2 separate regions of the Homo sapiens genome follow, and region 2 is linked to region 1. Evidence: read pairs that join two places in POLR2A ChIA-PET (ENCODE). Cell type or tissue: CD4-positive, alpha-beta T cell. All regions are shown on one strand. Links, peaks and the distances in the headings refer to the core of each region. The heading gives the core; the rest is flanking DNA.

Region 1 (8,499 bases), core at 235-8,234:
TGATTGCTGGCTTCAACCGCCTTCGGCAGGAACAGCGAGGCCTGGCATCCAAAGCAGCTGAGTTGGAGATGGAGTTGAATGAGCACAGGTGAGAAAGTCAGGGAGAGGCAAACAGTAGGACAGTTGTGTGGGCTACTCCGTGAGGGGGATTTGTAGTAGAGTGGGGCTGAATCCTCAGGTCCTGCCTTGTTCTCCTATCCCAGCCTAGTGATCGATACACTGAAGGAGGTAGATGAAACTCGTAAGTGCTACCGCATGGTTGGAGGAGTGCTGGTGGAGCGAACTGTCAAAGAGGTGCTGCCCGCTTTGGAGAACAACAAGGAGCAGGTGAGCAAGAATCATTGAATAGGATCGGGTACAGTGGCTGTAAACCCAGCACTTTGGGAGGCCAAGGCAGGTGGACTCTTTGAGTCCGGGAGTTCGAGACCAGCCTGGGCAACATGGTGAAACCATATCACTACAAAAAATACAAAAGATTAGCTGGGTATGGTGGTATGTGCCTGTAGTCCCAGCTACTCACCTGAGCCTAAAATGTCGAGGCTTCAGTGAGCTGTGATCACCTCACTGCACTCCAGCCTGGGTGACAGAGTGAGACCCTGTCTCAGATAAAAGGAGGGCAGCATAAAATAGCCTATGCTCATTATGCTATGCTAAGTGCAACTCTTAGACAAGAGGAATTGCTGACTGCTGTGGGCTCTGTGACTTGGCTGAATTGGGGTGGGAGGATTGGGGTTAGAGTAATGTTTCTCATAGTGTGTGTTTCACGAATACATGAATCAAAATCACCTGAAGGACTAATTTATAAATGCAGCTTCCCAGACCCACTGGATTAGAACCTTTGGGAGTGCCATGAAGTGACATTTTAAAAATAAGCTAGGCAGGTTGCAGTGACTCACACCTGTAATCCCAGCACTTTGGGAGGCCGAGGCGGGCGGATCACGAGGTCAGGAGGTCAAGACCATCCTGGCTAGCATGGTGAAACCCCATCTCTACTAAGAATACGAAAAATTGGCTGGGCGTTGTGGTGGGCGCCTGTGGTCCTAGCTACTCGGGAGGGCAAGGCAGGAGAATGGCGTGAACCTGCGAGGCGGAGCTTGCAGTGAGCTGAGATTGCACCACTGCACTCCAGCCTGGGCGACACAGCGATGCTGCAACTCAAAAAAAAAATATTAAAAATAAAAAATGAAAAAATAAAAATAAGCTCATGCCTGTATTCCTAGCGCTTTGGGAGACCGAGGCAGGAGGACTGCTTGAGGCAGAAGTTTGAGACCAGCCTGGGTAACATAGTAGGAACTTGTCTCTGTAAAAAATAAAAATAAGCAGCCCAGGTGATTCTAAGTACATTAAAGTGTATAAACCACTGTGTTCAAGAAAGGAATAATTTTAATGTCTGGGCTCCTCTACTTGGTTAAAGGTAAGGTTAAATGTGTTAACACTTCCTCCAACCATAGTCCATTCCAGGTGGGGGAAAGGAGTCCTGAATTCCTTATATAATCCCTGTCACTTGTCCTCTAGATACAGAAGATCATTGAGACACTGACACAGCAGCTTCAGGCAAAGGGAAAAGAACTAAATGAATTCCGGGAAAAGCACAACATTCGTCTCATGGGAGAAGATGAGAAGCCAGCAGCCAAGGAAAACTCAGAAGGGGCTGGGGCTAAGGCCAGCTCAGCTGGAGTGTTGGTCTCCTAGGGACCAAGGCCTTTGCATTTTTTTCTACCCTGACTCCCACTTCTAATTTCTCTTTATTGTTATTATTATTATTTTCTCTGCTATTGTAATATTTTTTTGTTAATTAAATGTTTTGGTCAGAATCTTAGCTGTAGCCTGAAGTTTTCTCCCACTTGGGGGTGGAAATTGTTTTGAGACACGGAACAGCATATGATGTGTGGTTTTTGTTTCCATCAGGTTAATGACTCATAATATGAGAGTAGGACCCATATTTATTTTATCCTTTCCTTGCAAATAAAGGTATGTCCACTTATTTACTGCCCTTCCCCCTCCCCCCAAAAATTTCAGAGACAAATCTTGAGTCTCAGATTGAAATTTAATAAGCATTTGAAGTGAAGCAGATAGCTCTGGTGATAACGCTTTATAGGTTTGCAACAAAGCAAAACAAAACGAGGCTTAGTGATGTGTCTTGGCACTATTTAGATAAAGTCCAGGATGCAAACCTGTGGACTGGCTGTCCTGCCATCCTCACCAAAACCCCCAACCAGGTAAAGCTGATCATTCCAAAGGCAGGTGCGATGGCCCATGCGTTTCATCCCACGATCTGCACAGGGGAAGTGGAACCACAAAGGAGGAGATGTGCCTGTTGGATACGGGCAGAGGGTGGTTATTGAGGCAGTAGCACTTTGTCATTCACAGAATTCAACATGACCAAGGGCTTGCCCATTGTTTTTCTGCTCACTTGATTTGTAGGCCTCTTCAAATGCTTAATATTCTGTGTACTCCTTTAACTCCTGTCAACTAATTTTTCCTCCTCCCTACCCCATCACTCCATCCTCTTTCTGTAGTCTTCAGGTTCCCCCATCTTCCCACCTTCCCCCCCTTCAGCCATTAGTCTGGCTCTCACGAGTATCATAGATGTAGAGATCATTGCAGATGGTGTCTCTAGCTCTGGTCAGAGTTTCTCCACCAAACAGCACAGCAAAGGGCCCGACCACAGAACATGAGTGATGCCGTAGTCCATGGGGCCCCTTCTGGGACCCCTGCCCACTGCTCACAAGCCTTGCAAGCTGTTCCATCAAATGAGGAGCAACAGGTGGTTCCTCCTTGGGGAGAAAGAAAGGACTGTCCGAAGAGACCTGGGCATCACAATTTTAGCCTCTTCCCATCCTAAACAAGATGTGTGAGGAGCTAATACCTTAATTTTCCCATGACTCCAATGCCCAGCTACTTCTGGTTCAGCTAAGTTGCAACCTCCAAAGAGCAATAGCTGATGACCTGGATGGGGTCCAGGAGTTTGGAGCAGGGCCGCACAGTGACCTGAGCGTGAGGCTGTGTGGCAGCCTTCTTGCTTGTAGCTGTGGACATGCAGAAATTCAGGGCTGAGTGGGTTTTCTGGAAAATGTAAGTGCCACCGCCCTTGCCAAGGATGGATGGAGAAGAGGCATGGGGCAGTGCGGTAGGTGGGATAAGAGGGAGGGTAATACTGTAGAGAGCTCAGCTAGCTTAAACATGGTAGGTTCCCCTGGAAGGAGGGTGCTAGAGTGAGGAGGTGGATAAATTGCCTGAGAAATCTGCTTAGGCTTTTGTTTTTCGAGAGTGTGGATGAGAGTGAAAGGTTTTGGGCGGAGGGTGCCATACCAATAGGTGCGGGCGCTGGGGTCCAGCCTTAATGTGTAGATGCTTCCATAGCGTCGCTGAGTGTGGATACCGCCCTCCCGGCCAGCCACCTGCAGCTCTCGGTCAGAGATTCGGGTGCAGGTGTGACTACTGAGGCCGGCGGGGGGGCAGTCACCAGGGGTCCCTGTCCACGCCTCCCACACACCGCGCTCTGTGTCCAGTGCGGTCACTGTGGCCAAGCGGCGAGACCCGTCCCAGCCGCCCACCACGCAGAGCCAACGCCCGTCCACGGGTGCCGCGTCGTGGTGACTGCGCGGGGGGCTGCCCCGGGCTCCCAATCGTACGGCCTGGCCCCTAGCTGGGTCGAAAACCACCGTATCGCTGCTGGGCTCTCTCGCTCCTCCTGCTAGGAGACCACCTACGAGATAGAACCGTCCCCGCAGTTCGGTGCATGAATGGAAAGCTCTAGCCAAAAGCGCGTCCCGCGCCACTGGCCTCCAGGCCCAGCCTGAGCCTGCGGCCCGACCCGGGGGCACGGCCACCGCCATGGGCCCCGGGGAGAGGGAGGGCGGTGGGGTCTGCGGCTTGGAACGAGCCCCTACATGGCAGGCCAGGCACCTCGCCTTCCGCGGGCTTCCCCGGGAACCTCCCCCTACCGGACGCCAGCCGGGGTTCCCACCTCAAGTCCCGGCTTTCTCTCCGTGGTCGCCCAGCAACCACTGCAGCGGCTGCAGCGCGACCGCTGCAAACCGAAGGTCGCAAAGCAGCAGTTACCGTGGAGACAGGACACCTGGGTGGCTATCGGGAACCGTATGGTGGTGCCACCAAGGCTACGGGAGCTGTATCAGGTCAATAAAAATCCTGCAAGATTGTTAACCTCAGAAAGTCGGAGGACAGTCGGGTCCTTAGAATAAACCCCTGTGATCTCCGCTGTGAACTGATTTGCGATTTTGACATTTGAGGTGCAGGTGCTGCTCCACTAGGGCCGGGAGGGATCATTTGGCTTCAGGGTTTCTTACTCGGGCTAACCACCCCAGGGATGAGCAAGGAAGGAGAAGCAAAAGTCAGAGGGTGGGGAAGTGAAAGTGGACTGACCACTGGCCCGAGAGACAGGAGACCTGGGTTCTAGTCCCAACTATGCCCCTGACCCTCAAAGGCATTGTTTCTCTCTAGGCCTTCTCAGTTTTGTCATTCATCAAATAGGCTGTTCGTTTATTCCCAAAGGCTTGAAGGTCCCGATTGATTGGGTGGGAGAGTCCTTTCAGCTCTGGCCACTAGAGGGTAGCAGAACCCAGTCTCTCAGGTGACACACACACACACACACACACACACACACACACACACACAGAGAGAGAGAGAGAGAGAGAGAGAGAGAGAGAGAGAGAGAGAGAGAGATAGAGAGAGAGAGAGAACCCACGCAGCCTTAGAAGGGTGAAGTGGGGGAAGAGTGAGAAAATGAGAAAAACAGACTCCTACCCTTCCCTGATATCTTTTATTTAAGCCAGTTTCCAGATATTAACTCTGTCCCCCAGGACCAAGTGATAACTGAAGAGGCCCAGATGCAAGCTTTCTGCTTTCAGCTGAAGGAGGAAATACAGACAGAATTTTCCTCCCAACACAGCTGGTGTGGGGCAAAAACAGGATCTGTGTCCTCTGGGACTGGGCTGTAAGTGGGAATGATGACTGCTACTTGTGGCCTTTGGTTTCTACACATCACCTTGCTCCCCATCATACCTGAGATACTGAGACCATAGAAAGTGGCCAGGCAGGAGAATCACTTGAGGCCAGGAGTTCAGGAGTTCAAGACCAGCCTGGGTAACATAGTGAGACCCTGGCGAAAGAAAGAAAGAAAAAAAGAAAAGAAATAAAGAAAGGAAGAAAGGAGACAGTGGCCAGGGCTGCAGTGAGGATGGGCATGTAATGCAGGGTCTGATAGCACAGCAGGGCTTTCCCCTCCTCTTCCCAACTCTTGGTCCTCAGAGAACACAGCATGGGGATGGCATGGGCAGGAAAGGCACAGTTACAGAGATTGGAAGATTACCAGGACCTGTTCCCCACCTGTACCTTAAAGCCAAGATTCAACAATAGCTTTGAAAGTCTCTGCCCTCCCAACTATAGCTTTCCCTGAGTATGACAGGCAGTATTCTCAGTTTTCCAAAATCATGGTAAGAATCTCTAAAAAATCACTAACTTTTACTGTCCTTGGCTGAAATTTAAAAGTCAGTCTTTTCCCTCAGGCTTCTTTCTCACTGGCTAACCTCCCAACAGCTGGATTCAGATCTGTCATACTCCTAGGATTAGGCAAGGGCTTGCCTCAGGGGTGGGGCAATTTTGCTTAAACCTTATTGGCCTATATGTCCATTTTAGGCTCTTGCTTTTGCCTAAGTCTTGGCTGTTCTGTTAGACTTACTTTCTGCCTTTCCTGGATAGAAATGGGAACTCCCCACCCCACGGGCCTTTCCAGCTCCTCTCTCCCAGCTTCCTCTCTGACTCTGAGTCCTTAGCAGTAGGCATCTTAGTTAGACATAGAGCTTGAACCTCACATACTCCTTGGCTGTACCCTCTCCAGTTCTGTACCTAGATGCTTCCAGTTCCTCCTAATAGCTGGAAGCATCTGTCCATTGCTTTGCCATCCCAAGACCCTGGGAGAGGAACTGCCTAGGACTCCTACCTTCTTAGGTTAGTTTGAACCAAATCCATATTTTGGAGGAGGGAGAAAAGAAGCCAGAAAGAGAGAAACAGAGAGAGGAAGAAAGCAAACCAGCCAACCTGGACTTGTATGACACATGCTTCACACCGCAGGACAGCATCTGCAGTGGTCTATAATGACCTTGTCAATGATACACAAACTGAAAGGGCATTAAGATAAGTGAAAGGGGGAACTGAGAGAAAATTGTGAGAGACAGGGAAAAGGGCAGCCAGGGCTGTGAACCTGCTTTCACCTGCTAATAATATCCAGGGACAACCTCTGTCCAGAAATGAGAGCAGGGACTGGATATCCTGAAAGTCTCGTAATCCTGATGTGATCCCCTGATGTTGGCTTTGTCTCAGTTGGCCAAGAGTCTATATGATCTCTAGCAAGCAAGCACCCAGCTTCCTACCTAGCCTTAGATGTCTATCCTAGCCCCAAATCTACGCCCCCTTGCCTCAAACTTTCACAAAGCTCTTACTCTATCTTCTCCCTTCCTTAACCCCATTTTCTGACCCTGGAACCATCTCTGGTTCTTAGCATTATTCGGTACATACAGAAAACCAACAATTGGGCTGGGTGTGGTGGCTCACGCCTATAATCCCAACACTTTGGGAAGCCAAGGTGGGTGGATCACTTGAGGCCAGGAGTTCAAGACCAGCCTGGCCAACATGGTGAAACCCCATCTCTACTAAAAATAAAAAATAAAAAATTCACCAGCCGTGGTGGTGCATGCCTGTAGTCCCAGCTACTCTGGAGGCTGAGGCAAGAGAATCGCTTGAACCTGGGAGGCTGAGGTTGCAGTGAGCCGCGATTGTGCCATTGCACTCCAGCCTGGGTGACTGAGAGAGAAAGAGAAAGAGAGAGAGAAAGAAAAGAAAGAGAGAGAGAAAGAAAAGAGAGAGCGAGAAAGAAAAGAGAGAGAGAAAGAAAAGAGAGCAAGAAAGAAAAGAGAGAGAGAGAAAGAAAAGAGAGAGAAAGACAGAAAGACAGAAGGAAGGAAGGAAAGAAAGAAAGAAGAAAGAAAGAAAGAAGGAAGGAAGGAAGGAAAGAAAGAAGGAAAGAAAGAAAGAAAGACCAACAATTGCACCAAACGGTCTTAATCGCACTCAAGACTCCCACAGTTCCCTCTGCCCATGTCTCCCAGGCTGTCCCCATCCTTCAGGCCCTTTCTTTGACTCTTCTTCTGCTGTACCCTGACCCTTCTCTATTTCTCACACAGCTCATTCTAGCTGCTTGACTTCCTGGCCCTATGCCATCCTGGCCCCATTTCTGACTCTTTGCTCTCAGCTCAGCCAGAATAAAGACAGGGACAAAAGGACAGAGAAATGACCAGGCAAAGAGACTGCATGAGGTCAGATCTTGAGAGCTCCTTTGACTGAATGTGAGCTAGAAGGAGATTGAGAGAAAGGTGAAATTGTAAGCAGGCTTTAGGGTGGAGGGGAGTGGTAATCAGCCAAGGTAGAGAATGATGGAGAGGTGGAATAAGGATGGGGAGAAGCTTATGTTGTTGAGGGAGTAGGCAATGTTGAGTAGGAAAGTATCATTGGGTCATTGCTGAGCGGTGGGAATTGAGGGCAGAAGACAGAAGGACTTTGAGTAATCATGGCATCCAGAAATTTCTCTTCGGGTCCTTCTGTCTCTGTTTCAGATTTTGTCTTGGCCACTTCAGCCACTTTGTCTCTTTGAATTCTCCCCCTTCAATAACTCGCGCGCGGGCGCGCGCGCGCATGTGTGTGTGTGTGTGTGTGTGTCTCCAATACAATCCCTGACTTACAATGGTTCAACCTACAATTTTTCTTTTTCTTTTTCTTTTTTTTTTTTTGAGACGGAGTCCTGCTCTGTCACCAGGCTGGAGTGCAGTGGCACAATCTTGGCTCACCGCAACCTCCGCCTCCTGGGTTCAAGTGATTCTCCTGCCTCAGCCTCCTGAGTAGCTGGGACTATAGGCACGCACCACCAAGCCCAGCTAATTTTTTGAGTTTTTAGTAGAGACGGGGTTTCACCATGTTGGCCAGGATGGTCTCGATCTCTTGACCTCATGATCCGCCCACCTCAGCCTCCCAAAGTGCTGGGATTACAGGTGTGAGCCACCATGCCCAACCCAACTTATAATTTTTAAACTACAGTGATGCAAAAATGATAGCGTGTTCGGTAGGACCCATACTTGAATTTTAAATTTTGATATTTTCTAGGGCTAGCGACTGGTATATTAAATGCATTTTCAACTTATATGTTCAGTTTGCAATGGGCTTATCAGGACATAACCCCATCATAAAAGTCAAGGAGCATTTGTATATTTTTCTGTCTTTAAGTTTCCATTTTTCTCACTGTGCCTTGAGATCTGTCTCTCACTGTTTCGACTTTTGTGTTTTTCTCTCTGGGTTACTGCCCTTTTTTTCCTGCTGACCAGAGCCAGCCATCTGACTTTCCTGCAAGGAGCTTTAGAACTTTCCAGAAGTGGCCAGACTTCTTCCCTTTGGCTGCTTTCTAGAACTATAGCACCAGTTTGGGGTCCC
Region 2 (8,127 bases), core at 128-8,127, 100 kb after region 1:
ACACACTATCTTTTCTTTTCTTTCTCCATTTGGCAAGTAGAATATTCTAATGAGGTGATCTGAACCCACTTCTAGTGCAAACTTCACCTCAGAACCAGTTGTGTGTTTTTTTTTTTTTTTTTTTTTTGAGATTGAGTCTTGCTCTGTCGCCCAGGCTGGAGGGCAGTGGCGCGATCTCGGCTCACTGCAATCTCCGCCTCCCGGGTTCAAGCGACTCTTCTGCCTCAGCCTCCCAAGTAGCTGGGACTACAGGTGTGCCACCATGCCTGGCTAATTTTTGTATTATTAGTAGAGATGGGGTTTCACCATATTGGCCAGGCTGGTCTTGAACTCCTGACCTCATGACCTCCCCACCTCGGCCTCCCAAAGTGCTGGGTTTACAGGCCTGAGCCACCGCACCTGGCCCCAGCTGTGTGATCTTAGGCACATTTACTTCTTGTACTCTCAGTTCCTCATGTAAACTCGGGATAATAATATACGTCTTGCCGATCTGTCATGCTTGTGTCCAGGATCAAATGATGCAACGTGTCATAATGTACACGAAAACACTTTTAAAAGCACCACATGCTCCACAAATGTCGAGTATTATTATTATCCTCATCATGGCTCTGCCCTTCCCTTCCATCCCTTGCCTCCAGCCCTGCTGGCTTCCTTCCAGGATTGTCCTGACAAGTGGCTGCAATCATTTGTTGAGAAGCTTTCTCTGAACAGTGAAATGTCATTCTGGAAGCTGCCCTTGGACTAGTAGAAATCTAATTAGATTATTGGGAGTCACAGAGAGAAAAATTAGAAGCAAAAGAAACTGCATTCCCATGGATAAAAGAAGTATTAGCTGGCAATTGTAGCAAAAAGCACTTAAAGAAGACATTTAGGATCATGGTGACAAAGTGTGAGAGCCAGAGGGAGCATAAGTCTGGAATCCCTTCCTCTTAGGGTCTGTGAATGGAGAAGCCCTGTCCACTGGGTCTGTGACTCCTTCTTCCTGGCATTTCTCTGTCCACTCCTGACAGGGCCCACCTCTTTCTTTCTCCTTAGGCTCCCTGGCATTGGGCAGTGTTACAGTGCACTCTTCTGAACCTGAAGTCAGAATTCCTGAGAATAATCGTGAGTTGGGAGGGGCCATGGAGGGTGTGAGGGTGAGCAGTTGCCGGCCGCCTGGGGATCTAGAGAGCACCCAGCCCAGCCTGCAGTTTGGGGCTGTTCCCCATCTCGTGTATTTGCTGCTGCTTCTTCCTTCGGCTCATTTTGACCCTGTCTGCAGCTGTGAAGTTGTCCTGTGCCTACTCGGGCTTTTCTTCTCCCCGTGTGGAGTGGAAGTTTGACCAAGGAGACACCACCAGACTCGTTTGCTATAATAACAAGATCACAGGTGAGTTGCTTCTCCTCCTTCCTGATTGCCTAGGTTGTGGAGGGATTATCATGCCTGGATTCTACGATCCAGACTTTGTGCCCTTATCCCAGGGCACACCCTGGGGCTGAAGTCCTCATGGCCTTCCTACCCCCCTTTCTGGGGGAAGAGGAGAGCACTTGCGTACCTTGGATGCCCCCTTCATCAGCCTCCCTTAGCTCTCCAGTTCACTCTGTCCTTGCTCTTGCCTCCTCTTGTGGTAGCTTCCTATGAGGACCGGGTGACCTTCTTGCCAACTGGTATCACCTTCAAGTCCGTGACACGGGAAGACACTGGGACATACACTTGTATGGTCTCTGAGGAAGGCGGCAACAGCTATGGGGAGGTCAAGGTCAAGCTCATCGTGCTTGGTACGTGCCCCATGTCTTCTGGGTGGGCCTGGAGTTAGTTACTTCTCATAGCAGGCTCTGCTGCACTTTGGAGCTCTTTGATGGTGAGAATACCCACAGGTGGGCTATTCAGAGTCCTGGAGCTGCCAGAGAGGGAGATGAGCCCCTGGTTAGGTGGCAGCCAGGGGCATGGTGAGAGTAGGAGGCTTGAGCTGAGTAGTTGGGGGTACCATTGTAGTTGGTTACTTAGACTCAAGCAGCCCCCACCCTGTACTCAGCACCTTCTGTCTTTCTCTTCCACAGTGCCTCCATCCAAGCCTACAGTTAACATCCCCTCCTCTGCCACCATTGGGAACCGGGCAGTGCTGACATGCTCAGAACAAGATGGTTCCCCACCTTCTGAATACACCTGGTTCAAAGATGGGATAGTGATGCCTACGAATCCCAAAAGCACCCGTGCCTTCAGCAACTCTTCCTATGTCCTGAATCCCACAACAGGAGAGCTGGTATGTATGGGGTGGTGGTGAAAGATGTGTGGGGGATGCAGTTATAGAACCCCAAAAGGTGGGAGGAAGAACAGGCAACAGGGTGAACTTGGAACTGGGGTCAAGAGACATTAAAAAATGTCTATTTTGCTTCTTCAGCAGGAAGCCAATTTGTTTTCCTTCCTCAGGTCTTTGATCCCCTGTCAGCCTCTGATACTGGAGAATACAGCTGTGAGGCACGGAATGGGTATGGGACACCCATGACTTCAAATGCTGTGCGCATGGAAGCTGGTGAGAGTTAGGGCTTGAGCCCAGACCTGGGGTGGGGATTGGGGTCTGCTTTTCATCCTGCCATTGGTGATACTGTAGGTGCCGTGAGTGAGTATCCCCGTGCCTGACTTCTTATTTGTGTCTCGCAGTGGAGCGGAATGTGGGGGTCATCGTGGCAGCCGTCCTTGTAACCCTGATTCTCCTGGGAATCTTGGTTTTTGGCATCTGGTTTGCCTATAGCCGAGGCCACTTTGACAGTAAGTATCTGCCCCCAGAGGCTCTCCTTTGTACTGCCCCCATCCCAGGGCCTGGCATGGGTGTCATCTGAGTACTGACCCTGATACTGTGCTCATGTGTGTGGGTGTTGTCCCCTGGGGAACACTGATCACCCATCTAACACCAAGAGCTGGGGGCCTGCCCCTCCATCTTCCCAAGCCATGCTGTCTTCTGTCCTGCTGACACTCATGATCCCATTTCTTCTCTTTCAGGAACAAAGAAAGGGTGAGTGAGGTGCTGTCCTGGGGTTCTCCAAGTTTGAGAGCATGGATGCATGTGGTTTGAAGCTGAAGTGGGCCTAGGGGAATGGGTTGAAGGCAGAAGCAACCAGTTTGGAGGGAAGGCATTTGGATATCCAGCCCTTTCTCTGTGGCCTTGGCCCTGGGTCTGTCCTGTTACCCCACCCATACCTGTCTGCTGCGCACTCTGTGCTTCTGTAGCATTCTCGCTTCTGGCCTTTAAAGTTGGCAAGGGGAGGTTAATAAGCACCTAGGTGGCTGAGTGTCTCTGTCTTCTGGCTTGTTCACAGGACTTCGAGTAAGAAGGTGATTTACAGCCAGCCTAGTGCCCGAAGTGAAGTGAGTATGCCTCCCCTGGGCAGGGGTGGGCCACCTGGGGCTGGAGTGAGGAGATTTCTAGCCCATGTTTATGTGTTTTGGGGATTATCAGCTAAAGAAGACTATTGAGAGTTGACTGGATGTTTTATTTCTGCAGGGAGAATTCAAACAGACCTCGTCATTCCTGGTGTGAGCCTGGTCGGCTCACCGCCTATCATCTGCATTTGCCTTACTCAGGTGCTACCGGACTCTGGCCCCTGATGTCTGTAGTTTCACAGGATGCCTTATTTGTCTTCTACACCCCACAGGGCCCCCTACTTCTTCGGATGTGTTTTTAATAATGTCAGCTATGTGCCCCATCCTCCTTCATGCCCTCCCTCCCTTTCCTACCACTGCTGAGTGGCCTGGAACTTGTTTAAAGTGTTTATTCCCCATTTCTTTGAGGGATCAGGAAGGAATCCTGGGTATGCCATTGACTTCCCTTCTAAGTAGACAGCAAAAATGGCGGGGGTCGCAGGAATCTGCACTCAACTGCCCACCTGGCTGGCAGGGATCTTTGAATAGGTATCTTGAGCTTGGTTCTGGGCTCTTTCCTTGTGTACTGACGACCAGGGCCAGCTGTTCTAGAGCGGGAATTAGAGGCTAGAGCGGCTGAAATGGTTGTTTGGTGATGACACTGGGGTCCTTCCATCTCTGGGGCCCACTCTCTTCTGTCTTCCCATGGGAAGTGCCACTGGGATCCCTCTGCCCTGTCCTCCTGAATACAAGCTGACTGACATTGACTGTGTCTGTGGAAAATGGGAGCTCTTGTTGTGGAGAGCATAGTAAATTTTCAGAGAACTTGAAGCCAAAAGGATTTAAAACCGCTGCTCTAAAGAAAAGAAAACTGGAGGCTGGGCGCAGTGGCTCACGCCTATAATCCCAGAGGCTGAGGCAGGCGGATCACCTGAGGTCAGGAGTTCAAGATCAGCCTGACCAACATGGAGAAACCCTACTAAAAATACAAAGTTAGCCAGGCATAGTGGTGCATGCCTGTAATCCCAGCTGCTCAGGAGCCTGGCAACAAGAGCAAAACTCCAGCTCAAAAAAAAAAAGAAAGAAAAGAAAGCTGGAGCTGGTGGCTTAGGCCATCACCCTTCCCTTGGCTGGAACTACTGGACAGACCCTTTTGAGATGTGCCTGTGGTGCTGTGGAGATGTGTGTAGTGGTCTTAGCTCTTTGTTGAGCTTGTGTGTGTGTTGTGTAGTCTTAGCTGTATGCTGAAATTGGGCGTGTGTTGGAGGGCTTCTTAGCTCTTTGGTGAGATTGTATTTCTATGTGTTTGTATCAGCTGAATGTTGCTGGAAATAAAACCTTGGTTTGTCAAGGCTCTTTTTTGTGGGAAGTAAGTAGGGGAAAAGGTCTTTGAGGGTTCCTAGGCTCCTTTGTACAACAGGAAAATGCCTCAAAGCCTTGCTTCCCAGCAACCTGGGGCTGGTTCCCAGTGCCTGGTCCTGCCCCTTCCTGGTTCTTATCTCAAGGCAGAGCTTCTGAATTTCAGGCCTTCATTCCAGAGCCCTCTTGTGGCCAGGCCTTCCTTTGCTGGAGGAAGGTACACAGGGTGAAGCTGATGCTGTACTTGGGGGATCTCCTTGGCCTGTTCCACCAAGTGAGAGAAGGTACTTACTCTTGTACCTCCTGTTCAGCCAGGTGCATTAACAGACCTCCCTACAGCTGTAGGAACTACTGTCCCAGAGCTGAGGCAAGGGGATTTCTCAGGTCATTTGGAGAACAAGTGCTTTAGTAGTAGTTTAAAGTAGTAACTGCTACTGTATTTAGTGGGGTGGAATTCAGAAGAAATTTGAAGACCAGATCATGGGTGGTCTGCATGTGAATGAACAGGAATGAGCCGGACAGCCTGGCTGTCATTGCTTTCTTCCTCCCCATTTGGACCCTTCTCTGCCCTTACATTTTTGTTTCTCCATCTACCACCATCCACCAGTCTATTTATTAACTTAGCAAGAGGACAAGTAAAGGGCCCTCTTGGCTTGATTTTGCTTCTTTCTTTCTGTGGAGGATATACTAAGTGCGACTTTGCCCTATCCTATTTGGAAATCCCTAACAGAATTGAGTTTTCTATTAAGGATCCAAAAAGAAAAACAAAATGCTAATGAAGCCATCAGTCAAGGGTCACATGCCAATAAACAATAAATTTTCCAGAAGAAATGAAATCCAACTAGACAAATAAAGTAGAGCTTATGAAATGGTTCAGTAAAGATGAGTTTGTTGTTTTTTGTTTTGTTTTGTTTTGTTTTTTTAAAGACGGAGTCTCGCTCTGTCACCCAGGCTGGAGTGCAGTGGTATGATCTTGGCTCACTGTAACCTCCGCCTCCCGGGTTCAAGCCATTCTCCTGCCTCAGTCTCCTGAGTAGCTGGGATTACGGGTGCGTGCCACCATGCCTGGCTAATTTTTGTGTTTTTAGTAGAGACAGGGTTTCACCATGTTGGTCGGGCTGGTCTCAAACTCCTGACCTCTTGATCCGCCTGCCTTGGCCTCCCAAAGTGATGGGATTACAGATGTGAGCCACCGTGCCTAGCCAAGGATGAGATTTTTAAAGTATGTTTCAGTTCTGTGTCATGGTTGGAAGACAGAGTAGGAAGGATATGGAAAAGGTCATGGGGAAGCAGAGGTGATTCATGGCTCTGTGAATTTGAGGTGAATGGTTCCTTATTGTCTAGGCCACTTGTGAAGAATATGAGTCAGTTATTGCCAGCCTTGGAATTTACTTCTCTAGCTTACAATGGACCTTTTGAACTGGAAAACACCTTGTCTGCATTCACTTTAAAATGTCAAAACTAATTTTTATAATAAATGTTTATTTTCACATTGAGTTTGTTTAAATCCTGAAGTTCTTACCTTAAGAGAATTGGGACTCCTAGAGTGATTGGACATTCAAAATATTCCTGATAGTCTTGTTAATTAAGAGATTAGGATATCTTTCCATTACCTTGATAATTACGTTTTAATTTAGCTTTTTTCATTGGCCTGTGTTTAAATGCAAATAACCCCACAATGGACATTTCCTATGTTAAAGTGACATTTAGGGGATAAAAAATGAGAGCAGTTCCATGGATTTTGGTGTTTCCCCTGAGACATGAACTCAGCATAATCTGGGATAAAATGATTGAGTGTTAAGGATGTGTTTGTTGTTCCTGTCGTTTTTTTATTTTCTTCAAAGTATACAACATGGTTTGATATGCACATACATTTGTGTAATGATTGCCATGGTCAATTAACACATCACCATTTTTGTGTGTGTGTGTGTGTGTGTGTGTGAGGGAGTCTTGCTCCGTTGCCAGGCTGGAGTGCAATGGTACAACCTTGGCTCACTGCAACCTCCACCTCCTGGGTTCAAGCAATTCTCTTGCCTCAGCCTCCTAAGTAGCTGGGACTATAGGCGTGTGCCACCATGCCCAGCTAATTTTTGTATTTTTAGTAGAGACGGGGTTTCACCATGTTGGCCAGGATGATCTCGATCCCTTGACCTCATGATCCGCCCACCTCGGCCTCCCAAAGTGCTGGGATTACAGGCGTGAGTCACTGCACCCGGCCACATCACCTCCCATGTTCTATCTTACGTATTCAGAACTTGTTCATCTTGTAACTGAAAGCGTGTACCCTTTGACCAACACTGTTTTTCCTGTCTTAACAGGATCTACAGATCAAGGACAGGGGAGGGGATAGTGGAGGAAAACGGAGTTAGTCTGTTTCTAAATGAGGGGACAGTATGTTTCTTGGGGCCTGAGGACAGCTTAATAAAGTAGACAAATGAAGAAAAACAACAATTTGCATTAAAAAATATCCAATTCTTTAGCTTTTCCAGCTTATTACCCCTTCTCTGGTACTAGCTATGAAAATCTGATATGAAACGGAACATTTTTTCTTTTCTTTTCTTTCTTTTTTTTTTTTTTTGAGACTGAGTCTTACTCTATCACCCAGGCTGGAGTGCAGTGGAGCGATCTCAGCTCACTGCAACTTCTCCCTCTGAGTTCAAGCGATTCTCCTGCCTCAGCCTCCCGAGCAGCTGGGATTACAGGCGCCTGCCACTGCACCCGGATAATTTTTTTTTTAATAGTTTTAGTGGAGACAGGGTTTCACCAGCTTGGCCAGGCTGGTTTTAAACTCCTGATCTCGTGATCCACCCACCTTGGCCTCCCAAAGTGCTGGGATTACAGGTGTGAGCCACCGTGCCTAGCCCATTTTTTCTTACTACTATCATCCATTAACTTATTTACTGGGTACTATTACTATCTCTGTTTCTCAGATGGGGAAGAGAGGCAGAGAAATGCTAAGGAATTTGCCCAAGTTCACACAACCAGTACTAGGCAAATGGTAGGTCCGGGATTAAGATCCTGGGGAGGGGAGGTTGGGTAACCTATATCCTGCTCAGTGACCCAGAATGGAAAAGAATGAAGGAGGAGGAGTGGAAACAGAAGTTAACTTTTTTTTTGTAGAGGTGGGTATCTGGGTTTGAGGAGAGAGAACATTAAAAGTAATGCTGGGGCCGGGCGCGGTGGCTCATACCTATAATCCCAGCACTTTGGGAGTCTGAGGCAGGCAGATCACTTGAGGTCAGGAGTTCAAGACCAGCCTGGCCAACATGGTGAAACCCTGTCTCTATGAAAAATACAAAAATTGCCAGTTGTGGTGGCTCACGCTTGTAATCCCAGCACTTTGGGAGGCCGAGGGGGGCGGATCACCTGAGGTTGGGAGTTCAAGACCAGCCTGACCAACATGGAGAAACCCTGTCTCTACTAAAAAT

Evidence for each region. ChIA-PET counts read pairs that join two places held together with the same protein. Peaks named below come from ENCODE experiments on the same cell type or tissue, not always from the same donor. Only the 100,000 strongest peaks of a DNase experiment are listed, where the experiment ranks them.
Region 2: POLR2A ChIA-PET joins it to region 1 with 24 read pairs; 19 of 35 experiments call an interaction of 5 or more read pairs at or near these places.

The regions. Positions count from the first base shown.
Region 1 is chr1:161,093,876-161,102,374 of GRCh38, reverse strand. KLHDC9 (kelch domain containing 9) reads right to left here and starts at 4,014. Exons shown (of 4, transcript NM_152366.5): 1 at 3,313-4,014; 2 at 2,870-3,029; 3 at 2,579-2,777; 4 at 2,029-2,314. The coding sequence starts at 3,839. The coding sequence ends at 2,151. It overlaps PFDN2 (prefoldin subunit 2), which reads left to right. Exons shown (of 4, transcript NM_012394.4): 2 at 1-88; 3 at 204-327; 4 at 1,516-1,814. The coding sequence ends at 1,692. RefSeq lists silencers at 3,591-3,640, 3,701-3,880. In CD4-positive, alpha-beta T cell, for the core only: CTCF peaks have their summits at 4,121, 4,481 and 6,900; DNase peaks (open chromatin) are centred at 4,004, 4,574 and 5,664; H3K4me3 peaks cover 1,247 bases; H3K27ac peaks cover 482 bases.
Region 2 is chr1:160,994,262-161,002,388 of GRCh38, reverse strand. It overlaps F11R (F11 receptor), which reads left to right. Exons shown (of 10, transcript NM_016946.6): 2 at 1,036-1,104; 3 at 1,262-1,369; 4 at 1,612-1,758; 5 at 2,041-2,243; 6 at 2,411-2,513; 7 at 2,642-2,749; 8 at 2,981-2,993; 9 at 3,298-3,346; 10 at 3,483-7,178. The coding sequence ends at 3,518. Among named protein-coding and RNA genes, the nearest start is that of F11R, 23 kb to the left of the region's middle. In CD4-positive, alpha-beta T cell, for the core only: a CTCF peak has its summit at 4,881 (motif pointing left); a DNase peak (open chromatin) is centred at 4,898.